Linked DNA regions of Homo sapiens: all the other regions are linked to region 1. Evidence: chromatin loops called from intact Hi-C (ENCODE). Cell type or tissue: PC-9. All regions are shown on one strand. Region 1 overlaps ARHGAP29-AS1 (ARHGAP29 antisense RNA 1). Region 2 has its middle 9.6 kb from the start of FNBP1L. Region 3 overlaps SLC44A3-AS1 (SLC44A3 antisense RNA 1). Region 4 overlaps ABCA4 (ATP binding cassette subfamily A member 4). Region 5 overlaps ABCA4 (ATP binding cassette subfamily A member 4). Region 6 overlaps ABCD3 (ATP binding cassette subfamily D member 3). Region 7 overlaps ARHGAP29 (Rho GTPase activating protein 29).

Region 1 (4,000 bases):
CCTTAGGGCAACTTGGAGATATTAACATTATACCGGCTATAATGCTACTTTAATTTTTACCTTTTCTCAACTCTCTCATAGTATGTTCCATCTCAACCTAGGAGAATTTGGGGCCTCTCCTTTGCCCCATCCCCAGCCATCTGGCAATGTCTGGAGACATTTTTGTTTGTGATGACTGGAGGGGTGCTACCGGCACTGACTGGATAGACACCAGGGATGCTGCTGAACACCCTGCAATGCACAGGACCGCTCCCCACACCACAGAATTCTGAAGGCCAAAATGTCAATAGTGCCAAGGTTGAGAAAGCCTGCAAGTTTCTCCTAAATGTACAGCACAGATATGGCAACTGCCTGGCTGGCCAGCTTTAAGATTTTGTGGTTTTAACAAATGTAAAAAAATGGGAAGGATTTCCTTTTCTTTTCTTTCTTTCTTTTTTCTTTCTGAGATGGAGTCTCACTCTGTCACAAGGCTGGAGTGCAGTGGTGTGATCTTGGCTCACTGCAACCTCCACCTCCTGGGTTCAAGCAATTCTCTTGCCTCAGCCTCCCAAGTAGCTAGGACTACAGGTGCGTGCCACCATGCCCGGCTAATTTTTGTGTTTTTAGTAGAAACGGGGTTTCACCATGTTGGCCAGGATGGTCTCGATCTCTTGACCTTGTGATCCACCCACCTTGGCCTCCTAAAGTGCTAGGATTACAGGTGTGAGCCAACGCGCCCGGCCAAAAATGGGAAGGATATTCTTTGTTTCCATTTTAGAGGTTAAAATGAGATTTTATCAATATCTCTTATATTGCACTTCAAATTGTATCACACCTAAAGTCCACTTCCAATGCGAGGTTTTTCAGGTGCTTTTTTCAGGACTCACACCACCGTTTACCAAGTGCTTAGATGACATTGCTAAAGGGCTAGGAGAACAATGAAGGTTAAAAGCAGGTGGCAATAGACACTAAAATCCTGCCCAAAGTCACAGTCGTGGGTAGTGTGAAGTAGGGGTGTGTTGGGGCTCAGAAATCAATGCCTCAAAATGAAGGCCTTGGAAGCACCCTTAGAAGCAAAACCGTTTCTCTGCCCTTCCGCCCTATCAGTGCCATACTTGCCCTAGGCTAGTCATAGAAACTAGAATCCCTCTGCCCCCAAGGCAGGTCATAGAAACCAGAATCTTTTCTCCCCAAAGCTAGTCATAAAACTGAAAAATACTACTTTAATTTTCCCTCCACTTTTCTGCATAAAAACAGGCTATAAAGAAATTATCTGACCCACCTTGTTTGACTATGAGTCGTATAACCGCCCCCCCCATTCCAGACAGGGTCCTGCCCCATACCCAGAAGGAAGGAATGGTGCTCAGGAGGCCAAGAAGAATCCAGACAGACAGGCTTTGCTGGGCGTCCCCATTCAGTCTATTAGCATTGGATCATACTCTTTTCATCCAGTCATATTTCTACATGGCTGTCCATACTGTGGTGTACCTAAGCATAAAAATGGACAATTTCTCTTTTATCTTTGAGTCTTCATTCTGAAGGCGCCCATATATACATGTTAAATAGATGTGTATGCCTTTTTTCCAATTAACCTGCTTTTTGCTAGTTGATTTCTTCAGAGAACCTTCAGAGAAACAAGGGGAAAGCTCTCCCTCGGCCCCTGCAGTGGCTGGCCTTCAGTCCCAGCTTCACCCGCCAGCTCTGTCACTGACCAGTCACTGGCCCTTGGCAGTTCCCTCTCTGTGCTTCAGTTTTCTCTTTGGGAAATGAGGATTATGGTAAAGGGCTTACCTCTTTGTGGTGCGAATGCACATGTGACAAAATTAGAGCAGCACCTAGTGTGTAGAAAGCTTAGTTACCAAGATGGCGGGCACTTCCATTTACGAACCAAAGTGCTGCTGCTGTGAGGAAATAGCATAAGTATAGTTTATGTTTTCTTTGGCTGGCCAGCTTTAACTTTTTGTGGGTTTTTTTTTTTTTTTTTTCTGAGACAGAGTCTCACCCTGTTGCCCAGGCTGGAGTGTAGTGGCGCCACAATCTCAGCTCACAGCAACCTCCACCTCCCGGGTTCAGGCGATTTTCCTGCCTCAGCCTCCTAAGTAAGAGCGTGCCACCACGCCCGGCTAATTTTTGGTATCTTTAGTAGAGACGGTTTCACCGTGTTGGCCAGGCTGGTCTCGAACCCCTGACCTCGTGATCCACCCTCCTCAGCCTCCTACCTTGATTTCCATTTTTGAGGTTACAATGAGACTTTATTGTTATTTCTCATATTACTTTATATTTGTAAATTAATAAAGCAAATTACATATATTTGCTTTGTAATTTGCTTTATTAACTTACAAGCAAAATTAATAGAAGTGATTTTTATTAATAGCCGTGATTTTTCAAAGAATCACTAATAGCTATGATAGCAGGAAGAGCAATTCCTGGAACCACAGGCGTTATCCTGTATCTGTTGTTTCTCCCAGTTTTGTAACACATCACAAGAGGGCGCGAGAAGACGCCTTTTTGAACACAAGCAAGCCTCAGGCTGAAAATTTTGTTCTTTAAGCGGTACCAAAATAGTCACAAGATGGTGCTAACAGATTCCTTTTGAAAACCTAAATGGGCAGTCTCGATTTGGTTATTGGAATTATATAAAAGCTAATACTGCAGTTATCACTTTAATTAGAACAATACAATTCACGAGGTCAAGGGCAAACTTTTCAGTTCAAACGTAGACCAAATAGTCTCTGTTCTAGATCTAATCATAGCAAAGGTTTTGGAGTGAAAGTTTCTGTCTCTATTAATCAAAGTTTTAACAAAAAATATATTTTAAAAAATCATACTTAACAGGTGTTGAGTTAGCAGCCCTATTTCACAGAAAGGATGGAGTTCTTGAGGTCTGCTCTAAAGATCCCCTGCCTTGAGGAATGACTGTGAGGGGGAGCTACCTTGGGGAGTTCTGGTTTCTTTTCATTACAAGTTTACTCCTCGGCAAATTAGAGACTTGCTGAAAGAAAAGTAACAGGTCATCTCTGGAGTCCTGGATTTTATTCAAAGAAGAGCATGAAACATGATTTTAGACAACAAAAATAAAAGCAAGATTTTTTTGTCGTGTCTTTCCTTCTGAGCCTGAACTTACCTTCCCGTGGGGCGGGATGGCCCCCAGCAAGTGGAGAAGAATGAGGCTGAGGGACACATTCAAAGCAGAATGCATGCATAGCTTTTAAGAATATGATACAACAGCCTCAAGAACAGGAACTTGGGGTCATTCAGATGTCCTAACAGGAGGAATCAAATAGTGGCAGCTCCTTCAAATCGGTCGGTTCCTCTACTATTTCACTTTCTCCTTTTTGTATTTATGTAAAGAACAGGCTTGAGAATTATCATGCAATACTGAAGTAAGGAAAAGCTCTGAAGTCAGGAATGAAGGAATCCCACTTTTGTTACGTCAAAATTGCCAGAAGCCTAGACTAGAAGCAGGAGGGGGAGGAGAAAAGAAGCTAAGAGGGAGAAGGAGGTGATCAGGATTGAAAAACCACTCTAACCAGCAAGGTCTTAGCACCCTCTCACTCAGAACTCATATAATTCTCAAAATAACTCTACCAGTTTGGTGCTTTTACCTACACTTGACAGATATGGAAACTGAGAATGTGAGAAGGTAAGTCACTTTTTCAAGGTCACGCAACTAGTAAGGGGTGGAACCAGGAGTCAACCCAGATAGCTAAGAAATGCCAAGTATGTGGAATTTTAATAAAAGCTGACAAGGAATCATCCAGAACCTTTCATATTTACTCTGTGGCAGTTGTTGTCAGAGGAACATACAGAAAACAGGTAATTTGCTCTTCATTGCTGTGACTGAGGGGCAATGACCACGGAGGATACAGATAGGACTATAGTCTCTTCCCAGGGAAGGGAGTCTGGCTCTTCTCTGGAGGGCCCGGGATGCTGGGTGGTTTCCAGTGTAGGATGGAAGAAGCTACTTCCATGTTCCAGGCTGCGGCCTACCCAGCAGAAACTGCCTGGCTCCTTCCAAGGT
Region 2 (4,000 bases), 900 kb after region 1:
CTCCCAGGAAAGACCCAGAAAATAAATGACTCACTTCGAGCAAGGCTGGAGAGGTTCTGTTTAAGGACTCATGTGCGGTGAGTTCAAACAAATCTCCGCTTAGGTGTGGTGAGACAGGAAGCTGCTCAGTGTTTAAGCTGAAGGTTCAGGAGAGGGGACTCTTAATTAATGTTTTTGGCCACCAGATTACACAGAAGGGTAACTGAACATTTGCTTATCCACCTATGAAGTAACCTGCCTTTTCTGCACTTCTAGTGGGTGGGTCCAGGAGTAACAAGGATCTGCTACCCCTGGAAACTCTTCCTAGTGTTGTGCTCTCATAGCAATTTACCCAGACTGCTTCAAGGAGACACCCTGCCTGTTCACAATTTATCTCATCTTCACTATTATACTCAAATGTCATTTAAGGCCAGGTGCAGTGGCTCATGGCTATAATCCCAGCACTTGCAATGCCAAAGGTAGGAGGATAGCGTAAGTCCAGGAGTTTGAGACCAGCCTGGGCATCATAGTGAGACCCTCCTGCCTCTACAAAAAATAAAAATATTGGCCAGCCATGATTGCATGTGCCTATAATCCCCGCTGCTCAGGAGGCTGAGGTGGGAGGACAACTTGAGCCCAGAAAGTTGAGGTTGCAGTAAGCTGTGATCATGCCACTACACTCCAGCCTGGGCAACAGAGCGAGACTGTGTCTCCAAAAAAAAAAAAAAAAAAAAAAAAGGTGTCATTAAATGTTAAAGGAATGACTGACTACAATACTTCAGGATTCAATCTGCAAAAAGAAAACACGCCCAGCTGAGTATCCTAGAACACTTTCTAGATCATTCTCCTGGAGTTAACCTGAAGAAGTGGTGTCTCTTGCGTACCCTTTCTTCTCTCCATTTCAGCAAAATTGGCAAGAAAGAATTTCTTCACAGGCAAACATACAATTTGAGAAAAAACAAATTTTTATTCTCTGCTCTTAGTATCCTATTTCTGGTTCCTGTGCCCAGAAGAAAGGAATGCCACAAGTTACATGACTGCAAGCAATAGTAAACAAGTGTATTTCACAGTTTGATCTAAAATCTACCTGGAGTTGAATTTTGTGAAAATACAGAGTTTCACAGTTAATACAGTGAAGTTTCTAGAACATGTCATATGAGACTATCTTCACAACTCTGGTATAGGCAGAGGTTTTTAAAACAAAGTACAAAAAGCACGAACTAACCATAAAGGAAAAAATTGATAAAATGAGTAAATTAAAATTTACCAAAAAGTGCTTTTAAGAGAATGAAAAGACAAACCCAGAATGGGAAAATGTATTAGTAATAGATATACCAAACAAAGGGCTCATATCTGGGGAATATATAAAGAGTTCCTACAAAACAGTAAGATAGACCACATGGTGGGAAATTGGCAAAATACATGAATCAACACTTAACGTAAGAAAATATATTCAAAAAGTGTTTAACCTTATTAGGTATGAGGAAAATGCACATTAAAACCCTACTGAAATATCGCTACCTGTCTACCAGAATGGCTGAGATTTAAAAGATCGACAACACCAAGTGTTAGTAAAGATGTGGAATGATAGAAATTCTCACACACTGCTGGTGGAAGTGTAAATTGATACAAATTTGAAAAACTATTTGGCAATATTGCATACCATGCAATCCAAAAATTCTACTCCTGGGTATATACTCAAACGCCATACATTCTTATGTGCACCAAAGGCACATGCAAGGATGTTCATCACAGAAAATTATTTATAATAGCTAAATACTGGAAACAACCCAAATTTCCAATAGTAGAATGGATAAATAGTGGTATATTCATATAATAAAATTTGTTAACCACAAGGGAAAAGAATGAAATATACCTACAAGCAAAAATAACAAAAATATTGAGTGAAAGAAGCCAGACATAAAGAATATATAATAACACTTATAAACTTTCTTAAAATAGGAAAACCTAAATTATAATGTCAGAAGTCAGGATAATGGTTACCTCTGGGGAGAAGGGAGAAGGTAATGATTGGGAGACAGCACAAGGGAGTCTTCCGAGATGCTGGTAACGTTCTTTCATTTTATCTAGGTGATGCTTATATAGGTGTTTTCACTTTGTGGTGATGCCTCGAACTGACGTTGCTTTCTGCATTTTACTGTACATATGTTATACTCCAAATTTTCAGAAAGCATATTTTAAAAAAAGACCTGATCTCTTTGGGATACCTATTTACCTTGGAAAATGCCTGGTTACCAAGAGGAATGTTAGATCATTGACAATGTCTTTCAATTTTCACAGAACTTTTTATAAATATGTCCACTGAATAACATGTTGTACCTATGCAAATCATTATTAAACTTGAAGAGGAGTTTAATCATTGCATTAGTTTTGACTGCCATCTAATGGCAAGAATGTTGAACTATATAGAAGTAAAAAGAACCAGTCTCCCTGCAGTAAGCAAAAGAACATTGATTTTGGCTACAATTTGCAGGACTGCTTTATAGTAGAATTTATTGTTTGCACTCAGTGTAAATATTAGGACATCATGCAAATATTATGCATTCAATTAGGATTGTTAAATCTGAAATAAAACAGAATTTTTCATTTCTTCATGTAAGAAGTTCATGACCTTACTGCAATTTTCATTCTTTCTTTGACCATACATTATAGTCCTTTCAGATTACAGCCCACTTAGTACAGAAAATATTAGGCAGTAGCACAATATGTACAACCAAAAGAGAAAGTTGGCTGGGCATGGTGGCCTACGCTTGTAATACCAGCACTTTGGGAGGCCGAGACCAACAGATTACTTGAGCTCAGAAGTTTGAGACCAGACTGGGCAACATGGTGAGACCCCATCTCTAAAAACAAAATACAAAAATTAGCCAGGTATGGTGGTGCTCACCTGTAGTCCCAGCTACTTGGGAGGCTGAGGTGGGAGAATCGCCGGAGCCTCAGAGGCAGAGCTTGCAGTGAACCGTGACCGCGCCACTGAACTCTAGCCTGGGGAACAGAGAGAGACCTTGTCTCAAACAAAAACAAAAAGGGAGAGGGAGAGAAAGTTAAAAAATTATTAAGTTGAAAATAATCACTTCTGAGCCTCAACTGTTAATTAGATATTTTTTAAGCAAATATTTTTAAAGCAGAGTCCCCTAAAAGGACCTTTAAGACAGCTAGCAACTTCTTGGTGTGTTTCAGCAACATCTATGGAAAGCCAAAAAAAAATGAAGAAAAAACAGAAAAGAGGAAGCTTTGCTTATATTTGTTTAAGCATCCTGCCCCCACCAAATCCAGTTTGCTTATGAAGTAACCAAGATGAATATAGTTTCATCCTCCAGCAAAATGCTCCAACCCCTTTTATTATCTTTAATCCAAATGGAATCAATTGTTTTTGTTTGTATTAACACATTTACGGAGGTACAACTGACATACAATAAACTGCACATTTATAAAGGGATATATGTATGTACTCATGAAACCATCACAAAAATCAAGATAATGAACATATCCATCACTCCCAAAAATGCCCTTATGACCCTTTGTAATCCAAACCCACCTCTCCCATCCCACTCTGTCCCTAGGCAGCTGCTGATTTGCTTTTGATTACAGATAAGATTAGATTTTCTAGAATTTTTCTATAAATAGAATCATACCGTATGTACACCATCATCTGGCTCCTTTTATCTGCTGTGATTACTTTGAATTCATCTATGTTGTTGCTGTATAATTTCTTTTAATTCTGAGTGGTATTCTATTTGGTGGATATATCACAATTTGTTTATCCATTCACTTGCTAAAGGAGAATAGTTTACTTTTTGTTTTACAAATAAAACACTTGTAAATATTACAAATAAAATACTTGTAAATATTACAAATAAAATACCTGTAAATATTACAAATAAAATACTTGTAAATATTACAAATAAAGCTGCTATGAACATTTGTGTAAAAGATTTTGTAGGGGCCAGGCATGGTGGCTTATGCCTGTAATCCCAGCACTTTGGGAGGCTAAGGTGGG
Region 3 (4,000 bases), 470 kb before region 1:
GTGATTCTCCTGCCTCAGCCTCCTGAGTAGCCGGGATTACAGGTGCCTGCTACCACGTCCAGCTAATTTTGTATTTTTAGGAGAGACGCAGTATCACCACATTGGCCAGGCTGATCTTGAACTCCTGACCTCGTGATCTACCCACCTCGGCCTCCCAAGGTGCTGGGATTACAGGCGTGAGCCACCACACCTGGCCTATGTTTACATTTTGACTGCCAAGATACCATCTATTTTTGTTTTTTGCCAAATATCTGAAATAAATGTCAACATTTTTTTTTTTTGAGACGGAGCCTCGCTCTGTCCCCAGGTTGGAGTGCATTGGCACAATCTTGACTCACTGCAATCTCCACCTCCTGGGTTCAAGCAATTCCCTGCCTCAGCCTCCCGAGTAGCTGGGACTACCTGCATGCACCACCACACCCGGCTAATTTTTTGTATTTTAGTAAAGACTGGGGTTTCACCATGTTGGCCAGGATGGTCTCAATCTCCTGACCTCGTGATCTGCCCGCCTCAGCCTTCCAAAGGGCTGGGATTACAGGTGTGAGCCACCATGCCCAGCTGAATATCACCATTTTTAATAGGTACAAGTATAAGCTTCTAAAGAGGCAGGTTGAATTTTGTTTTCTAAAATTTGTTTGCATTTGGTAACCTTGTCTATTTGGAGTACATGTGTAGTGTTGTAAAAACAGGAAAACCACTAACTTCCAGCACAAATGTACAAAATTTGATGCACTATGATTTTAAATTTAGATCTTTTAAGGGGGAAGTTTGCCTATTTATCCTGAATTTTATCAGTCCAACTGTTACCAGCCATGGGTTCTTGGGCTTTTAATACAATAGAAATTGACCCGAGGCCAAAAGAGTTTTCCTAAACAAGGCTTGAGAGAGAGAGAGACTGAGTCTGGCTGGCCCTGGAGGAGTTAGAGAGGCAGTTTTAAAGGGGCTATGGTGGGAAAGTGATGTTTAGGTATGTAGAGGCGGGGAAATTTTAGCCCCTGTGCAGTTCATAACATGCTTCTTCACATGTCACATGTCTCATTAGCATGTTCAATCTTCACCCCTGGGTGTGATTTTTCCTACCATAATGAAGCTAAGGTTAAAGATTACTCCATTCTTCTGGCCTTGAGGCATGCGGGAGATAGGGTTAACTCCCTTGAGTAGGATTGATGGTGAGAGCTGCTTATTTTAGCTTCTTCAAGACCCTCCAATCAGTGGGTGTGGCGTCTTGAACAAGATTTATGGTGCAAGGTCTGAATGGTCTGATTGGGGTCCCCACCAGCTTGCAGTAAAGGTCCTTGGTGGGGCACGGGGGAGGGAGGCCCAGTCCCACGCCTACTCTGTCTCACAACAATGCTATCTTTTTCTGTTCTGAGTGAGGGAAAGCAGAAAAGGAAAGGGAGGAGGGAAAGAAGAGGAAGAGGGGAACATGGTATGAATGGAGGAGGAGCAATTACTCATCTGTGTGGAAACGAGGCACCAGCTGTAGGACATACGGCAAATTTCCTCTTTCTCTGGGTCTCTTTGTAAAATGAGAGAGGAGAGCCAGGTTTTTCTTGATCTCCTTCCAGCTCTGAAATGCTAGGATTTAAAATCACATGGCATATGTATGGAAACTAATTATCCGAAGTAAGTAGAGGGAAGAAACGCTAGCAGAAATGAGTGAAATACAAAACAAAAACGCAATACCGATGATCAATAAAAATAAAAGCTTGTTCTTTGAAAAGACTGGAAAAATAAAAAAGGCAAGCCCCTGGTAAGACAGATCAACAAAATAGGTTGTAGATAAAATGTGCAAAATACCTGGCGGGTAAGAGGTAGTCTCCTAATGACAGGGATGATGACACCACCTCCCTATTTTATTTTTATTTTTCTCTTCCATCTTCTTTATTTTTCTTCCTCTTATCTTTTACTTTTATTTGTATTTCCCCCTTTATTCCATATCCGTGACGTGGACACTGGCACTCTGAGACACCTGGGTAACGAAGAGGTTACTAGCCCTCCTGCCCTGGTAAAACCCTGGCATTGAGGGCTACTGTAGTTGCCACTTCTTTACAGCAGATGGCACTGCAGGCCAGTGGCTGTGTTGTCAAGACAAACTGTGTGGTTTTCTTCATTGATTCTAGGGTATTTTCCCTCATCTTTATTTTAATTAATTATTTTTTTTTGAGACAGGGACTTGCTCTGTTACCTAGGCTAGAGTGCAGTGGTGTGATCATAGCTCACTGTACCTTTGAACTCCTGGCTCAAGCAATCCTCCTGCCTCAACCGCCTGAGTATCTAGGACTACAGGTGTGCACCACCATGGTCAGCTAATTTTTTAATTATATTTTTTTGTAGAGAGGTGGTCTTGCTATGTTGCCCAGGCTGTTCTTGAACTCTTGGGCTCAAGCAGTCCTCCTGCCTTGGCCTCCCAAAGCTCTGGGATTACAGGTGTGAGCCACTGCACCCAGCCGACCATCTTTATGTTTTATTTTTCACAAAATGTTTAACATTTCCAAATAGTGAGGCATCTTATATTTGACATATATATTTATTGTGGTGTTTTATGCTTCCCCAAAGCTATTATTACACTGATGTCCTCATTAAATCTTACAATTGTCTTAAAATGAAAGACATTCAATATTGTTACACATCTTAGCACTGCCTGGAACAAACTGATATCCTGTATAGACTAAAAGCACTGACTGCAAGTTCTTACTGAAGAATTTTAAATGGTGCATTATTTAGTTGTCTGGAAATCACTGGACCTTTGGAATTGAGCTGACTCAGGGTTCGAAACTAGGTTCAGACAGTTGCCAACTGTGTGATCTTGGGAAAATTACTTATTCTCTGTAAGCCTCTGTTTCCCCATCTTTAAAACGGTGATAACAATGGCTAATTTGCAAAATTGTTATTGTTTGCCTATACTATAACTTGGCCCCAAAGCAACTTATTGATTTGGTTATTGTCATTAGTTTTTGGGACAGAGTCTCGCTGTGTCACCCAGGCTGAAGTGCAGTGGCGCAATCTTGGCTCATGGCAACCACTGCCTCCTGAGTTCAAGCGATTCTCCTGCCTCAGCCTCCCAAGTAGCTGGGATTACAGGCACGTGCCACCATGCTTAGCTAATTTTTTAGTAGACATAGGGTTTCACCATTTTGGCCAGGCTGGTCTCGAACTCCTGGCCTCAAGTGATCCGCCTGCCTCAGCCTCCCAAAGTGCTGGGATTATAGGCGTGAGCCTCCACTGGTTTGGTTATTATAGGTTCAATAACCCATAGCTAATGTTATATAAATTTTAAAAGCCTAGGTTAACAATGAAATAGGAAACAGACCTGTTTAATTTGTAGCAAATTAGGAGAATGTGCTTGTACAACTCAAGGAATCAGCTGATTTGACTCAAAGTCCATCAGCTGATTGACTTGGGAGCTGTGGGTCTTGGGGCCTTGTTTGGTGCACAGCCCAGACGGCACTGCTTTATCACCACTAGCAGCGTGGCTCCCAAGACAGAATCTCCTGGGGCGTTGCTGAAACAGGCAGATCCTGGGCCCACCCAGACTAGATTAAGATCTCTAAAGGCAGGGCACAGAATCTGTCTTAAAACAAGTTGTATATATCATTTATAGGAACACAAAAAAGCAATAACTCTGACCTAGAATATGAATTCCTATAGACTAGTGCTGCAGATATAATAATATTAATTTGCTTATTGGATAGTGGGAAAACAAAACAATCAGGCAGCTCTGGCTCTTTTTGTCCTTCCTGCTCCCCACCCACCCCATGTTGTGCATCTTTCACAAGTTGTTGCACTTGCAGGAGCTTCTGCCACAGTCATGAACGGGTCTGGCATGACAACGATGCCAGAGAAGTGCCAACTCCATTGTGTGAGGCTGTCAGAAAATGAGATTCTAGATTGGTGAGCAAGAGTTCTCGATAACTGAGGTTAACTTTTTAAAAGTTCACATTTGTTATGGGCTGAATTGTGTCCCCCCAAATTCATATGTTGAAGCCCTAACCCCTAA
Region 4 (4,000 bases), 290 kb after region 1:
AGAAACAGTGGACTTTTTCCCCCTAGGGAAAGAAATGCTTAGAGCTACAGTATTAAGATGACAAATTAAGCTGTGCCATATAGGGTGAAATGAAGCAGGGATAGATGGGAGGTCAGGGAGAAGTGAGAGCACTCGGTGAGGGTCTGCACTGGAGGGGGCATGGGAGGAAGAAGGAGGGGAGTGGGGTTTGAGGGATGGTGATGAGGAAGCGTGGACTGCCCTACCCACCTATTGGAAAACCTGGGAGTTCTGAGGAGCAAGAAGCCTTAGTCAAAGTCAACTCAAAGATTCAAGCCAAGGTGACTAAGAGAATGGCGGTCCAGAAAAGGTCATGGGAGAATCTGAAGGCAGATGTTGTTTTGGGAAGATGAAGAACCTAAGCCGCTTCCAGAAATTCATGAGGAAATGCCCCGTGGACTGTTGGCAATGAGGGCCTAGGACCAAGGTTGAGCTTGGGGCCAACTCTCCCTATAGACAGTGAGTGCATTCTGACAAGCATGGGCTCTGGGTTCAAATCCCAACTCTGCCACTCATGCCTATGTGTCCTTAATAGGACGCTTGATGTCTCTGTGTCTAAGGTTTCCTGGACTATGGAAATGAGCCTAATAAATGTCTACCCCTTAGGACCATTGTAAGAGTACATTGAGGTAATTTGTGTAAAGCAGTCGAAGCAGTGCCTGGCATATAGGAGGTGCTGTATAAACGTTTGATGCTAGTATTACTATTATTATTCTGGAGTCTTCCTTGCAACGGTGATAGCCGAAGCCACAGGGGCAGGTGACGTTATAGGCAGAATACAAGGGCCTGGAGACAGAGCCCTGGGGCCATGTAATTAGGCATTATGTTTACATCATGTTCATTTTTTTTCCTCCAAGACTCCTTCTTTGAACGTGAGCATCCAGGGTGGGTTCCTGGGGTATGCGTGAAGAATCTGGTAAAGATTTTTGAGCCCTGTGGCCGGCCAGCTGTGGACCGTCTGAACATCACCTTCTACGAGAACCAGATCACCGCATTCCTGGGCCACAATGGAGCTGGGAAAACCACCACCTTGTGAGTCTTCCAGCAGAGAAGCTGGCTGCCATGCTAGCCTGTCATTTCCTGGCTTAGTCTTTCCCTATCAGCGGCTGTCTACTCTTTCCCACAAATTTTAGTGACAAATATTTGCGGCCCCAAAAATGTGTAAAAGCTTTCTGCAGTATTCAAAGATCACTAATATGTATTCTCTTGATGGGGAGGTAGAATACGTTTATTGCCCCTTTTGTGTGCCGGGGAAGTGGACATTCATTCAGAGAGTTGAAGTGACTTTCCTGAAGCCACCAAGTTGTCATGGCTCAGCGGGGGCAAAAGCCAGGCACCACAGTTGCCTCTTGTTTCTCACACCTTGAGTCTTTCCCCCCATCTCAACAGTCCATGGTGGTGATCAAGTCATGGCCACTGTCATCATGTGCATGGAAGCTATAGAGTCCTCCTATTTCCTTTCTCTTTTCTTTTCTTTTTTTTTTTTTTTTTTTTTGAGATAGTAACCATTACCCATGCTGGAGGGCAGTGGTGCGATCTTGGCTCACTGCAACCTCCGCCTCCCAGGATCAAGCGATTCTCCCACCTCAGCCTCCCAAGTAGGTGGGACTACAGGTGCATACCACCATGCCCAGCTAATTTTTGTATTTTTTTTTTTTTTTTTTTTTTTTAGTACAGACAGGGTTTCACCATGTTGGCCAGGCTGGTCTCGAACTCCTGACCTCAGGTGATCTGCCCGCCTCAGCTTCCCAAAGTGCTGGGATTACAGGCGTGAGCGACCGCACCAGGCCGAGTCCTGCTATTTTCAAGGAACATTCCTTTTCCTACCAATCATTAGGCAGGCTTCAACATCAGCTGATGAGGGTTAGTGGTCGTTCTGGAGAAAGTGAAAAAAGAATCAGTCTCTAGAGGGGCTTGTGGAGTAACCGCCTGGTAACAGAAGGTCAGGGCAGGGAAGGCAAAGGGGCTCTGCGCGGATCTCTCAGCTCCGCAGGCGCCCCACTCTCCTCCAAGGGACCCGAGCGCCATCTGCTGAGAGGAGAACACGGCCCGCCATGGTTTCCCAAGGAGCAGCAGACACGGACCTCGCAGGGGGCAGCGAACCCACGTGACACAGTCTTCAAGTCCTTTGGAGAGCCCCAGGAAGGAACAACAGCGTGTACACCCTGTGATGGAATGTTCTCTAGGGCGGTTCAGTGTGAATGGAATGTGGGGCCGGTGCCATTCTAATTGGTTCTGTTTCCCTCTAGTGGTTGATCGCGGAGATTTCGGCTTCTCCATCAGGACAAGTTCAGATAGCCTGAGATGGTATCAGAACTCAGGGACAGAGCTGGGTGTGGCGGCCCTGCATCCATCTGCTTTCTCTCCATGCTAACTGATATGGTCAGAGAGCTGGAAGCAAATTCCAGGACCCCAGGGCTCCGCAAAGGCAAACACATTACTTCATCGGCTGCTGACATGCAACTTCCCCCAGGGGTTAAAACAATGTTTAATACTAACAGTAATAATATTTTTGAGTTTTACTTTATGCTGGCGCTGTTCTAATGTTGTAAGTGTATTAACTCATTTAAGCCTTACAACAACCTAAGGACATGGGAGTCATAGTTCCCATTTAAAAAAAAAAAAAAAAAAAGCCCACCATTGCTCTGAGGCTTTTTATGTTTTGGATCCAAAGCTAATATTGGTGGTGGTAATTCCCATGCCTGGCTTCGATCAATTAATCAGCAAATGCCTAGGACTGCTTAGGGTTCTGGCCTTCATCAAGACCTTACCCGGGCTTTATGATGATGACACCTGGCTTTTCAATAGCCATGACTGCTCACCCAGGAGGCAACGCCTCGAGTCATGCACCGAACACCTTTTATTGATCCTCTCCAACACCAGGCTCCGTGATGGCTGAGCTGGGGACACCTGTGACTGCACGTGAACATTTTGAGGCTGGGAATCCCAAAGGCCCTCGGCGTTGGCCTGGGAGCACCATGAAACAAGTAGAAGCAGAGAAGGATGGCAGAGGTGGCCCTCTGCATTAGGGCCTGGATGTATACACTGGTGCTAAGGGGGCCCCACAGCTAATAGGGGTTTGAGTTTGACTGACAGCCCCAGGCAGGAATCTGTGAGAGTTCTCACTGAACCTGGTGTGGGGGTGGCCCTCCTAAGGCATGTTGCTAAAGGCCATCTCTTCTGCCACTGACGCCTGTGTTCTGCAGGTCCATCCTGACGGGTCTGTTGCCACCAACCTCTGGGACTGTGCTCGTTGGGGGAAGGGACATTGAAACCAGCCTGGATGCAGTCCGGCAGAGCCTTGGCATGTGTCCACAGCACAACATCCTGTTCCACCAGTAAGCGACACAGGAACTGAGACCGCCCCATCCCCTCTCCTCACCTCTGCCCCCAGCACACTTCTCTAGAGCCCAGCTCAGGGGTGCCAGGCCTGGGCACAGGCAGAGATACAGACTCTTATTTGGTTTCCCCTATGTTTAAAGTCCTTTGTCCTACTTGCAGTGAGAATTGTCCCTGAGAATATGGGACTCTGCCTCTGCTGCTCAGAGCTGAGGGCTCCTCCCTCAGAAGGGTGAGGCTGCCTTCGCTCTGACAGAGCAGCTGATCGATCCCCGAGCCCCTTGTGCAGCCCTGAAGTACTTCCTCTCTGGGACCAAAGACAGGAGAACCATTGTTCCTTTTTCCTGTTGAAGCCACGGCCTGAAAGGCAAACTTTTCAGGGGGCTTTTCAGTTACTTTTTTTCCCCAATAAGATATCTTTTATTTCTTATCTAAGAAGCTACGCATAGTCATTGTGAAAGAAAAAAAAGGAAGGGAGGAAGGAAGGGAGGAAGGAAGGAAGGAAGGAAGGAAGGAAAGAAGGGAGGGAGGGAGGGGAGAAGGAAGCGAGGGAGGGAGGGAGGGGAGAAGGAAGGGAACAGGAGGGAGGAAAAGGGAAGGGGAAGGAGGAAGGAAAGGGAAGGAGGGAGGAAGTAAATATAGG
Region 5 (4,000 bases), 310 kb after region 1:
GGGAATAACTGCTTATTTCATAATATTATTATGAGGATTTAATGAAATCATGTGGGCAAGGAATTATTTAGAATTAGATTCAACTCAAGTGATGACAACCCCAAACTAACAGCAGATAAAACAAGACACAACTTGTTTCTCACTCATCTAAAAGTCTACGTGGGTGGTGCACGATGTTCTATTCTCTTTCTCCTCCACACTAAACAGGCCTCAGCCTCATCAGCCAATAAGGCAGGAGCTGCCTTCCAGGCAGCGGAATGGAAGAAGGATGAAGCAAAACAGAGGGCAGAGTGTGCACATGTGCTATGTTTAGGGAAGGTTTTCTGAAGTTCCCACATAGTACTTCCACTTACAAACCCAACAAAAAAGGCTATGGCTAAGGCAGCAGGGAGGAGCAAATAATGGGAGCAACTAGATTTTGCCACAGCACCTATCACAGTCTGGTTTATAAATGGTTCTAGGCCAAGAACACCCGATCCCTGCTCTTTTTTATATTCTAAAGCATGTATCTTTATATTTCTCAAGCAATATTTTCTCTCTTTGAATCACAGCTCATCTGCTGCATCATAGGGATCCCAAAAGAAGGACCCAAGGAACTTGTCTCAGTCCTCTGTGCCCCAAGAGGAAGCTTTGCTTGTTTGCTTTGCTGTCAATGCTGAGGGCTCCTGTGGCTGCCTCCACTCAAAACCCTCCAGCATCAGGACGTCAAGGCTGTGATACTGTACCCTGAGCTCTTGGCCAGGGCGAGGGAGGGGAGGCCAAGCCTACCTACATGGTGTTTCATTTCCTAAACGAACCCTTACTTCCACGCGGTCTGTCCAGCTTAGAAACTTATTTTCAGTAGTGTTGGTCCTTGGTCCCTGGACAAAATGTAACAGCCAAAGTCCTAGAAAAAGGCAAGCCAGTTCCTGCCATTTTCTTTCACTTCTGCATTTCCTCACTATTATACGTGCCTTCCATTGGAGCAAAACTGAATGCCACGCATATGCACAGGAGCTGTGCGCGCTCTGTCTCTCTCACTCACTCTTTTTCTCTCTCTCTCTTTCTCTCTCAATCTCTCTGTCTCTATCTATCTCTTACTCTTTATCTCTCACTCTCTCACTCTTTCTCACTCTTTCTCTCAATCTCTTTCTCATTCTCTCTCTATCTTTCTCTCTCTCTCTCTTTCTCACACACACACACTCACAAACCCACACTCTTATTCACATCTGCTCACCCTAGCCACTCAAACACAATCCCTCATTCAGCCTGGAATAAGTCCAGAGGGCGTGGGCCTGATTCAGAGACAATCAGTTGTTCTCATCTGGGAAATGGGGCAATGTGGTCATCTCTAGGGACCCTCCCTGCTCTAACATTCTTTGAATGTGGTGGGTCCTGAGGTGGAAGCACTCTGTCCCTGACTTCTAGTATATGTGGAGATAGGGTTACACAAATATTTTATTGGGCAGAACTTTTATAAAACAATTTATCATAAGCTATCGCAGCCAGCAGCAATTTTTCCAACCTGGATTCCACCAGGGGAGCTTGGCCGGTGTCTGAGTGCCACTTTCAGCTTGAGAAGCAGGTGACTCAGTGAAAAGAGCAAGGAGGAGACAGAGGCAGATTCAGTTCCTAGGCCCTGGGCCACCCACCTGCAAGTTTGCAGCCCAGTCAGTGCAAGTCAGCTAACTGTTCTGAACCTCAGTTTCTCTGTCTGTAAATTAAGCTAAAAATTCTTCTTTCAAAGAGTGTCAGGATGAAGTGAGATCGTGTATGTAGGGCATTTAACATAGTGCCCGACACACAGGGAGCATTCGGTAGGTGCCAGCTCTCCTCCTGGCAGGAGAGAGAGAAACAAGGTGAAAAGAGTGAATTAAAGAAGAGGAAAGTCAAATGGGAAAACAGGGGGAGGAGATAGAAAGTGTATGAAAAGGAAAGAATGGTGCGCAATAACGGCGGTGTAATGCCACCAAAATCCCCTCAACTACTTCTGGGCAGCACCCTTGACAGAGTGAATGCTTTTATGAGAATGTAAGCGGAATGTGTTCCCAGATTTGCAGTAATATTGCCACCTGGTGGACAAACCCATGCACCTTTGAATTTTCCAAAATATTTCGATGAACTAGCTTCCAGTCCTAGATGTATTTTGAAAGTGATTTGTAAATTGTAAGGAACTATTCAAATTCTTTCATTAATGTCACAAATCAACTGTGTCATCTGTATGCCACCCACTATTCTGGGTGCTGGGGACACAACAGCTCACAAATCAGGCAAAGTCCCTGCTCTCACCAAAATGATATCCTACGGGGGATTACAGATACAAATACGTAAACAGATCCATCGGGAGGAAACTCTCAGATGGAAATGAGAGCTATGAAGATAACACAACAGTACATGACAATACAGAGTGACTGGAACCAGGAACATTTCTCCGAGGAATAAAATTTGAAGCGAGCCATGAGAGGGTCTACAGGTAGAGTTCCCAGGCAGAGTGAACAGCCAAGCACAAAGCTGCACCAGGAGAGAGAGGTGCTCGCCGAGAGACAGGGAGGGGAGTGTGGCAGGTGAGCTCAGAGAGGGGCAGGGCCACACACATCGGCCACATGGGCCTTGGTAGTGAGTCGAGATTTGATCCCAGGGTTTATTGGAGTGGATAAGTAAGCAAGGTGACTGAGGTGCTCGGGTTTACATTTTTATAGTTCAAGCTGGCTGCTGGGTGGAAAACGGAAGTTGGCAGACCAAGGACAGAATCAGGCAGACCCATGTGGAAGTTTCTCTAGTGGTCTAGGTGGTGGCTTGGGTAGCGTGGCAGTATTGGAGCTGGAGAAACGCAGATGGATTGGAGATTTGTTTTGGAGTGACGCCATTCTGTCTTGTCAATGGATTGGCGAAAAAAGAGGCATCAAAGATGAGTTACACATCATTGAAGTGAGAACTAGGGAGATGCCAGTACTTTATTTAGTATTTTCTCAGCAGCTCAATCCATAAATAATTTTTGGAAGACAACAAGCAGTTTCACAAACTACTTATAAGTCCTCAAGTTCCAAGGTAATTAACGTGGGTGTCTCATTGCCTCAGAGAACACAGCGCAGCACGGAAATTCTACAAGACCTGACGGACAGGAACATCTCCGACTTCTTGGTAAAAACGTATCCTGCTCTTATAAGAAGCAGGTAAGAAGAAATCCTTTTATGCTTTTTATCCTGGCTCCCTGTAGAAGATATTAACTAGGGACAGAAGATAATTTTCTCTCTCAATTTATGTATGATCAGGGCAGTAGATTTTTTTCTTTTTTATCTGATTTGAGGGCCCCATTCAACATAAAAAGCAATTGAGGCACATACAAGTAAAATGTAACTTAAGATTAATTCTTTTTTTGTTGTTTGTTTGTTTGTTTTTACATTTAGGGCAAGCAGTCTTAAATTTTAACCCACGTATTATTAAAAGTTATATCAGAAGACCATAGAAGTTATTCAAAAATGCAGCCACATATTTTAACTAGTTAAAAGAGAGAGTAAAAATTTGGAGGGAGGTGGAGGAGTATAGGGGAAAAGGTAGAAGAAAAAGAGAAAATAAGTAAGTGGCAAAAAAGAGAAAGGAAAAAGATAGGGTGGGAAAGAGGCAGCGGGACAGTGTCTGAGTCCAGCACACGCCAGGGCGAGCCAGGTCAACTGCAGCTGTCATATTCTAACTGTGAATTATCATCTTTGATCACTGCCCTTTGAGATGCCAATGAACTTTTCAAGAAATATCTAGTTCTCTTGGCTCTCCAGCTGTTCTTATCAGCCCCATCCAGGATGGAACAGCTTTGGCAGCCCGTATCAGAACAAGCAGCTTGACAGGGGCATGCCATGCCAGGAGAGAGGATCCTAAGGAAGCGTGGTCCAGTCCGCACAGGCTCTGGGGCTTTAAGATAAAACCTCCTGTCTAACTTTAGTAGGACTTTCTGTTGCTTCACCTGCCAGAGCCCTGAACGAGGGATAAATTGACTTAATTAACTAGAACACACTGCAAATGGTGA
Region 6 (4,000 bases), 130 kb before region 1:
TTGCATATCTTAAAAATATTTAATCAAATATACTCCACACTAATGTGACTTGTTAACATCTCAATGTAATAAAAGGGTTTGTCTTTTGAAATTTAATCTAGTGTTTATCAACAGTATTTAACTATAACAAAGCAACACCATTTAGGGTAGCTGTATGGCAGTACCCTAGCATTTCACATAAAATAAAATGAAATAATACTTCAGAAACAAGAGAAAACTATTTAAAAACTGGCACTGAACAAGGTTTTTTGTATGACAGGTGATGATTTAAAGACAAAAATTTAGTAATCTTCTTGACCTACAGAGAAAACATTTGACCTATAGTATAACCAAAGTGTTATGATTTTACTGTTCTAATCTTACATAACCTTGAAAGTTGAACACTTAATAATTTAATTTGGGTATCTGTCTCCACCCAAATCTCATGTTGAAATGTAATCCCCAGTGTTGGAGGTGGGGCCTGGTGGGAGGTGTTTGGGTCATGGAGGCAGATCCCTCATGGCATGGTGCTGTCCTCCAGACAGTGAGTGAGTTCTCATGTATCTGGTTGTTTAAAAGTATGTGGCACCTCCTTGGCCCTTTGCTCCCTCTCTCACCATGTGAGACACTGGCTTCCCCCTTCACCTTCAGCTGTGATTGCCAGCTTCCTGAGGCCTCCCCGGAAGTGGAGGAGATGCTGTGCCATGCTTGTACAGCCTGCAGATCCAGGAGCCAATTAAATCTCTTTTCTTTATAAATTACCCAGCCTCAGGTATTTTATTAAAGAACGGCCCAATATACTTAAGATTATAATTTCATAAGACTTACCTCTTTACAAAATGTTCTAGGGACCATGATTTTCAGAATCTGTATGAGCCTTGAGAAAAACACCTTGTCCACCACAGCTCGCTCCTTTTTCCCCTCTTTCTGCATTAAAAAAAAGAAGCCCTTTTAAGATAGCTATAACAAACATATCATAAAATTAAAGAACCATGTTTCATCTAAGTCAACATAAACAGCTATCAAGATAAAAACTGAATTTACAAAACACAGACTTGCATACTTACACTGCTCCTCATATTCAAACATGTTTTTGAGAAAACAATGTTATCTAAAAACTGAATAAGGAAGTGAGTTCTGGAACCACACAATTATCTGGGTGAAGAAAACTGCAAGCAGAAGAAATAGCAACTGCAAAATACCAAGGTGAACACCTGCAACGTGCTTGAGGAAGAACAAAATGGCCAACCTGGCTGGAGCTGTGAGGAAGGTACCATCACAGAGGACGAGGTCAGAGAGACAGCTGAAAAAAGGTCAAGGGTTTACTGAGTTTTGTATTAGCCACTTCCTGATTAACACCATATTTAAAAAAAAAAAATCCTGAACAGAATTTTGCCTGATATTAAATAGAGGAAACTTTTGGATTCCTAGATTTACCATTTAACATTTCCAATATACAGTCTGTCAATTCACTCTCTCTTCCTCATAAAATTCAAAGACAGACAAGGTTCTTTCACTTATGCAGCTCACATTCTAGCGGGAGAAACATAGACAAAAAATAAACCAATAAATAAATTATTACAGACAGACTAGACAGGGTCATGAGGGGAAAAAAAAGAACAGTTCACACAGGATGGTCTGAAAAGTCTCTTGACATTTAAGCTTAGACATAAATAAAAAAAAGCCATGTGATTATTTAAAGTGGGTAGCAGAGGGGAGGGAGTGAAGCACAAGGAACAACGAGCACAAAAATACAGTGTTGGAAATAAAATCGGTGTGCACATTTCACAGCAAGATGGCAGTATTGCTGTAGCAAAGGGAACAAGAATGAGAGAAGTTTAAAAGGTAGGCAGGGCTTATAAAGGACAGAGCCTTGAAGCCACAGTAAAGATTGAGAGCTTACTGTGAGTGTAGAGGGATTTAAAAGAAGATAATCTTACCTCTCTCAAGAGTTTTTTCATTTTCACTAGCTCCATGAAAATGGAAGTACTAAACCATTTGCAAAGATAAGGAAACACGTGACGAGACTTACTACTCTTGGACTGTTTGGAAGGACAGGGGAAACTTCTTGGAAAAGGCAAGACACTCCAGAAAAACCCCAATTCCCTGACTAACCCTTTCCCCAACTCCATTATCACAGCTCACTTATCTGGCTAACTACTGTGCTCCTGACAAACAAATACCTGTTTGTATTAGTAGAGTAACGCTATTAGTTAGCTATAATGTAAATGTGCTTTGATTAAATAAATATCTAACTTGATGAGCCTTAAGTGAACTGTTTGGGTACTGAATTAGAATAATAATAACTACCAACTATGTGTCAGACACTGTGCTAAGGCTTTATAGACATAATCCTAAGAAATAAGCACTGAGTGCAGTGCAGAACTGTAGGCCAAAAAAGGAAGTCTGAAGGCACTGTGTTTATAGGGTTAGACTAGAAAGACTACAATAGGAGGAACTGGAAAAGAATCCACCTACCCTGCAACTGCTGGAACAGAGACTCAGCATTTCAGGTCTTTCAGACAAAGTTGCAAACCTCATCCTACTGAGTTACAGGCTCAGTCTACTTAATTCATACATGCTTACATTCATTCATTCAACAAACAACTACTTGATCCAAACCCTATTCCAAATGATAAGCACACAACAGCAAACAAAACAGACAAAAAGCCCCACTCACAGTCCAGTTAGTTGAACTAGCCTATTCTCCTCAAGCTAAACCTTACACATTCAACCTAATCTGTTTGTATTTTCCCCAAACCCAGAAAACATAGGAAGAAAAGAGTAAAGAAAAGGTGATACATATTAACTACCTTTTTAAAAAAAGAAGTTAAACTACTTGTTCTTCCTCCTATCGCCATCACCACTCCCTCCTCACTTCACCTTGCCTTACCTGTAGGCAACACCCTTCTCTATTGCTAGCTGGAACTTTAAGTGGCACAATCCTGAGGTGAAATGGACATCTGAGTTAAACAGAGGACCACCTGTTTCTAGCTACTCTAAAGAAATGATCTAAGACAAACAATGAGGAAAGTTAGAAAAAAAGAATTACAAGAGAGTAACGTTGAAACACTTTAAAATATTAGTTGCTAACTTGTATAAAATTCCTCCTCATTTTCTTCTGTTCCTATTGTCACTTTCCCTATCCTTAAACTGACTGAAACCTGATGGATTTTCATTACGTTTCAATCCATGAAAGGAACTAACTATATTCTTCCAAATTATCATTGTTTTCTGCAAAGGATCACCTGGACTGGGAGGCTGGCTCAGAAGGGCTGAATTCAAAGAGATGTCAGGAATCTTGATCACAGCAAAACTCTACCTGAAACCAATCTAAATAAGAGTAACTATAGAGGCAGTACATAATATTACTAGCCTTTCCTAAGAATTCATTTTAAATTCACAATGAACTTTTCCCACTTCCAAACTTTCCCAGTAATTTTTTTAAATACAAAAAAAGACCACTTTTCCCACTTCTAAACTTCCCAATAATTTTTTTAAATATAAAAAAAAGACCACTGTGGTGATATAAGTTTAACATGAACATTATAGAAAAAGCAAACAAATCATTAAAAGCTATTTGAGAAGTCGAAGTAATAATGCAACAAAGGAAAAAAGAAAACCTAAAATTCAAAAGGTAACAAAGGTCAAAGTACAATGAGAAGTTCCTATTGATACGTCAATCACCGTAGGTGAGACTGACTGAAAAAGATGTTTGAAATAGCAGTAAAATAAGAGGCCATGTAGTGCTGACAGAGTATAAGTATTCCTATACATTGTAGGGAAAAGTGAAAACTGGTACAACTATTATGTATCATTTATCAAAATGTAAAATGTACACTGACTGTAAAATGTAAAATAACCCAGTAAATTTACTTTCAGGAACTTACCCTACAAATATACCTGCACATATGCTTAGCCACACAAATAAAAACATCGTACTCGTTTATAATACCATAAAATTAAAAACAACCTGATGTACACCAATATTACATAAATCATAGCAAAATTATTCAATGAA
Region 7 (4,000 bases), 140 kb after region 1:
ATTCTGGTAAAAAAAAAATTATCTCTTTCATGGAACAGAAATAGAAGTTCTGAGATTACTAGTTACCTGAAAGTGTAGTAATGAACTGTGAAAAACTGTTGAAGAAGCCGAGCATTTAATGTGGCTTCCAGAGTTTTATGAAAATGCTAGATGCATTAAAACATGTACTAGGACAATTCAGCCTAAAATAGATTATTCTATAAATAGCCAAGTTTAAAAAAAATGGTTGCACACTTATCTATATTTATACATACACTTAATTTTTTTACAGTCTACTTAGAACTAGTTTTTTACCACTTCAAGTGGAACACAGAAGCATCACCACCGTAGAAGTTCCTTTACCTAATCTGGGTTGTATTTGATATATGTAAATTACATCCATATACGTTGAAAACCTCACCAGACTCTCATAATTTTTGCTTTTAAAAGTCATACATATTATAAAGAGGTTAAGAGGAAAAAAGTAGTCTATTATTTACTATTTCTATTCATTCTTCTTGCATTCTAGTGGTTCCATCTTTCCTCTGGTAACACTTTGTCTACAGAACTTCCTTTACCACTATTTTATAGCAGGTCTGCTGGTAATGGATTCACTTGGTTGTGTTTCATATGAGAATGTCTTTATTTCGTCTTTATTTCTGAAGGACACCTTCACTGGATATAGAATTCTAAATACAGAAATCAGTTCTTTCACTGCTTTAAAAATATTGTTCCACTGCCTTATGGCATCCGTAGTTTCTCATGAGATACCAGTAATCATATGAATTATCATTCCCCAATTGTGGCATGTGTTTTTCTTTGGCTGTTTTTGTGGGATTTTTTTTGTCTTTGGATTTTATCTGTTTAAGACGTATCTAGACCTGGTTTTTGCTGTTTTTCCTGTTTTGGATTGGTTGAACTTCTTGAATCTACAAGTTTGACTCTTGAAAAATTTGAGAAGTTTTCAACTATTGTTTCTTCAATTTTTTTTTTTTTTTGTAGTATTCTTTTTCCTCTTTCTCTGACAGGCAGTGACTCAAACACTAGAGCTTTTGTTAATCTTCTGCAGTTCTGGAGGTCCTCTGTTTTTTCCCCAAAGCTTTTTCCTCTTGGTTGTTTATAGTGTTCTGTTGATCTGTCTTCAAGTTCACAGTCTCTTTTCCTTTGGTTATCCCCATTCTCCCATACAGTTCATCCAGTAAATTTTTTGTTCTGGATATTTTATTTTTCAGCAATAAATTTTCCTTTTGTTTCTTTATATCTTACATTTCTTTGCTGAGACTTCTTCTGTTTTTCCATGTTTCAAGATTGTTTGCTCTACTTTTTTGAAACCTTTGTAATAGTTGTTGTAGATTTTTCATCTAATCGTCCCAAATCTGAGCTGTATCAGGGTTGGTGTCTTTTTATTGTCTTTTGTCTTGCGAGTTGTTGAGATTTTCCTGGTTCTTTGTATGACAAGTAATTTTGAATGATATCCTAGATATTTTCATCATTACTTTATTGACTCTGGGTCCTGTTTATAACCTATATTGAGCATTAATTTTTTTTTTCAATTTTAGCAGCCATTTGATACAGTTAGGTTCATTTTCCAGCTTCTGCGTGACTCCCTTCCTAATCTTCTGGCTGGGGGCTTAGGTCTGCCTATTCTGCTCTTCTCCAGGGCCAAGTGTGGGGAGGATAAAGAGAAAAAAGTAACAGAAATTTCAGACCCTCTCACTCTAGACTACAGTTCATCTGGTCATAAACAAGGATTTCCATCAGAGTTTTGGCATCTCCTCAGCTGCTACTGCCATCATTGCTGCTCCCATAAGATTGTGTCTTAGGGATTTGGACTTGCTTGGGGTCTGGGGCAGGAGAGAAAATAAATATACAAAAGAAACCAGGGAGTTTTCTTCTACTGTTTTAGTTTCATCTCCCATCACCCCTCCCCGCTTTTGTTCCTTGGGCCAGAAAGGACCTCTCTTGGAGCTCCTTCTGTCTGCACTCAGTTTGTACTTTGGGAATTGGAGAATTGGGTAGGAGCTGAGCATGGGCTGGAAAAGAGGGCAGGAGTAGACCTATCACTGGATAGGTCATACCTTGAATTGTAGTTTATTTCCATTTACTTTTCAGAGTCTTGATTTGTGCATTCTGTTCAGATTTTTAGGTGAATTCAGTGGGAGACGGGAGAAGTTAGCTTACTGCATCTGAACCAGAAAACTTCCTTAAAATATTTTTGAGTGTTTAATATTGTATCTCATTTATTTTCCAAATTTTGATTAATTAATATATTATTTACTTAAAGAATCATGAAAGGATTTAAAAGAATTATAAAATCCAGGATTTGAAATTACCTTAGAAGTCATTTAGGCCATTTACTTTTGACAAATTCTCTTCACCTCAAACAATAGCTAATAATAGCTAAGATTGACTACGTACCTGCCAGTGTATTAAGCTCATGGTCTACATTAATTCATTTAATTCTCACAAAAATCCTATCAAGTTTTTAGCTCCATTTTACTGATGAGAAAACTAAAGTTTAGAAAGCCTTCTCAAGATGCGGTCCTTGGACCAGTCATATTGCCATTACTTTGAGAGCCTATGAGGAATGCAGAATCTTGGGTTTCAACACAGATCCTTAGAACCATAATCTACATTTGGACAAGATCCCCAAGGTGATTCATTTGCACATTAACTTTTTCAATGCACTGGTTTAAATAAATTATAAATAACTTGATGAAGGTCACCTAGCGTGCAAGTTACCTTTAGGATCAAGAGAGTAAGCAGTTTACCTTTAGCTGGAGAATGCTCTAACATAGCCAGTTGCTAGAATTAAACTGTACCTTATGCAGTTTGAATTTTCTTTGTTTCTTGAAGAAGTTAGGGCACAAATAAGCTATTTATTCTGTTATCTGTACTTTTCAAATACTATTTATGCAGAGTCAAGTATCCTTAGGGAATGCCTGTCTACATTGAAAAGGACTTAGAGGCTAATTATCCTATCATCTGGTATATCAAGAGAGATGAAGAGGAAACATGGCAGTCTTTGAAATAACATTAAGCTAATCGAAATTTAGCACTTATTCAGATTGCTACCCTTAAATACCTTCCCCACAAAGAAGCCAGAGTGTCATTTTAAAGAATAAATCAGATCATGTTACAGCTTTGTGTAAAATGCTCCACCAGCTTCCTGTTGCTCTTAAATTCAGACACCTTGCCATAGTTCAGATGACTACTTCTTTTTTTAGCTTTATCTTAAACCAGAGCTCCAGCTCTTTCCATATACTTCAACCATATTGACCTTTCATCTCTTTCTTGAGCATGACAAGCTCTTTCGCATTCACATTTGCACTACCTCCTCCTTTCATTTGGATTGATCTCCATGAAGCTTTTCTTACATCGGCTCGCAGTTCAAATGTTACCTCCTCAGAGAAGCCTTCCCTAATTTACCATGTTGGAAATACCCTTTCACAAACACGTACCTGGTCATACTGCATAATTTGACATTCTTATGTAGTATTTATAGCATTTTTCAGTACCAGAAAGTATTTTATTTACGTAATTTGTTACTTCTCTCGCGTACCACCCTCAGGAGAACGTAAAGGTCCAGGAGGGTCAGTATCTCATCGGTTTGCTGTAATATACCCAAAGCCTAGGTTTTTGTGAACATCAAATTAGTGTATTCATGTAAGACTCTGAGAATGGGTCTGGCATATTGTACACACTTGTCAGCTGCTGCTATTGTTGTTAGTACAAGTGATGATAGTGATAATATATTTAGGCATTTGTGAAACTCAATGGAATAATTTATTTTGAATAAATTCAAGGTAATATCTAATTATTAGAACTGAGTACTGTAGTTAAGCATTTCTATTTTTATAGGATTGAAAAAGTGAAAACAGTCTAAATAATAGTTCTTTGATTGGAAGTGTTTTCCCCATGTTTTTCTCTTAGGCAGTTGTGATCAGACCATCAGGATATAGAGATGAGGATCCTCAGAAACACATCCATCTCCTAAAATTATGAACCAGCTGGGGCATGG

What was found. A loop is a pair of places that touch in the nucleus more often than their neighbours do. Peaks named below come from ENCODE experiments on the same cell type or tissue, not always from the same donor. Only the 100,000 strongest peaks of a DNase experiment are listed, where the experiment ranks them.
Region 2: it touches region 1 in a loop (28-fold over the local background); 3 of 110 quality-filtered maps call a loop at or near these places.
Region 3: a loop joins it to region 1, with 24 times the contacts of the local background. A loop is called at or near these places in 13 of 110 quality-filtered maps.
Region 4: a loop joins it to region 1, with 10 times the contacts of the local background. A loop is called at or near these places in 86 of 110 quality-filtered maps.
Region 5: it touches region 1 in a loop (15-fold over the local background); 68 of 110 quality-filtered maps call a loop at or near these places.
Region 6: a loop joins it to region 1, with 13 times the contacts of the local background. A loop is called at or near these places in 47 of 110 quality-filtered maps.
Region 7: a loop joins it to region 1, with 4 times the contacts of the local background. A loop is called at or near these places in 5 of 110 quality-filtered maps.

What each region holds. Positions count from the first base shown.
Region 1 is chr1:94,334,542-94,338,541 of GRCh38, reverse strand. ARHGAP29-AS1 (ARHGAP29 antisense RNA 1) reads right to left here. Exons shown (of 4, transcript XR_002958338.2): 4 at 3,736-4,000. Among named protein-coding and RNA genes, the nearest start is that of ABCD3, 82 kb to the left of the region's middle. In PC-9, CTCF peaks have their summits at 2,288 and 2,487 (motif pointing right); DNase peaks (open chromatin) are centred at 1,361 and 2,521; H3K27ac peaks cover 1,423 bases.
Region 2 is chr1:93,436,542-93,440,541 of GRCh38, reverse strand. No RefSeq gene overlaps it. Among named protein-coding and RNA genes, the nearest start is that of FNBP1L, 9.6 kb to the left of the region's middle. In PC-9, CTCF peaks have their summits at 2,183 and 2,383 (motif pointing left); a DNase peak (open chromatin) is centred at 2,361.
Region 3 is chr1:94,804,067-94,808,066 of GRCh38, reverse strand. The region is part of intron 1 of SLC44A3-AS1 (SLC44A3 antisense RNA 1); the gene reads left to right. Among named protein-coding and RNA genes, the nearest start is that of SLC44A3-AS1, 14 kb to the left of the region's middle. In PC-9, CTCF peaks have their summits at 1,844 and 2,045 (motif pointing right); a DNase peak (open chromatin) is centred at 2,077.
Region 4 is chr1:94,043,969-94,047,968 of GRCh38, reverse strand. ABCA4 (ATP binding cassette subfamily A member 4) reads left to right here. Exons shown (of 50, transcript NM_000350.3): 19 at 876-1,050; 20 at 3,225-3,356. Among named protein-coding and RNA genes, the nearest start is that of ABCA4, 75 kb to the left of the region's middle. RefSeq lists an enhancer at 3,111-3,611. In PC-9, CTCF peaks have their summits at 2,073 (motif pointing left) and 2,272 (motif pointing left); a DNase peak (open chromatin) is centred at 2,188; H3K27ac peaks cover 381 bases.
Region 5 is chr1:94,024,106-94,028,105 of GRCh38, reverse strand. It overlaps ABCA4 (ATP binding cassette subfamily A member 4), which reads left to right. Exons shown (of 50, transcript NM_000350.3): 31 at 3,058-3,152. Among named protein-coding and RNA genes, the nearest start is that of ABCA4, 95 kb to the left of the region's middle. In PC-9, CTCF peaks have their summits at 1,829 and 2,032 (motif pointing left); a DNase peak (open chromatin) is centred at 2,025.
Region 6 is chr1:94,461,681-94,465,680 of GRCh38, reverse strand. It overlaps ABCD3 (ATP binding cassette subfamily D member 3), which reads right to left. Exons shown (of 23, transcript NM_002858.4): 3 at 808-906. Among named protein-coding and RNA genes, the nearest start is that of ABCD3, 45 kb to the right of the region's middle. In PC-9, CTCF peaks have their summits at 1,566 and 1,766; a DNase peak (open chromatin) is centred at 1,780; H3K27ac peaks cover 903 bases.
Region 7 is chr1:94,190,346-94,194,345 of GRCh38, reverse strand. The region is part of intron 12 of ARHGAP29 (Rho GTPase activating protein 29); the gene reads left to right. Among named protein-coding and RNA genes, the nearest start is that of ARHGAP29, 45 kb to the left of the region's middle. In PC-9, no CTCF peak of the experiment used is centred here; no DNase peak of the experiment used is centred here; H3K27ac peaks cover 3,808 bases.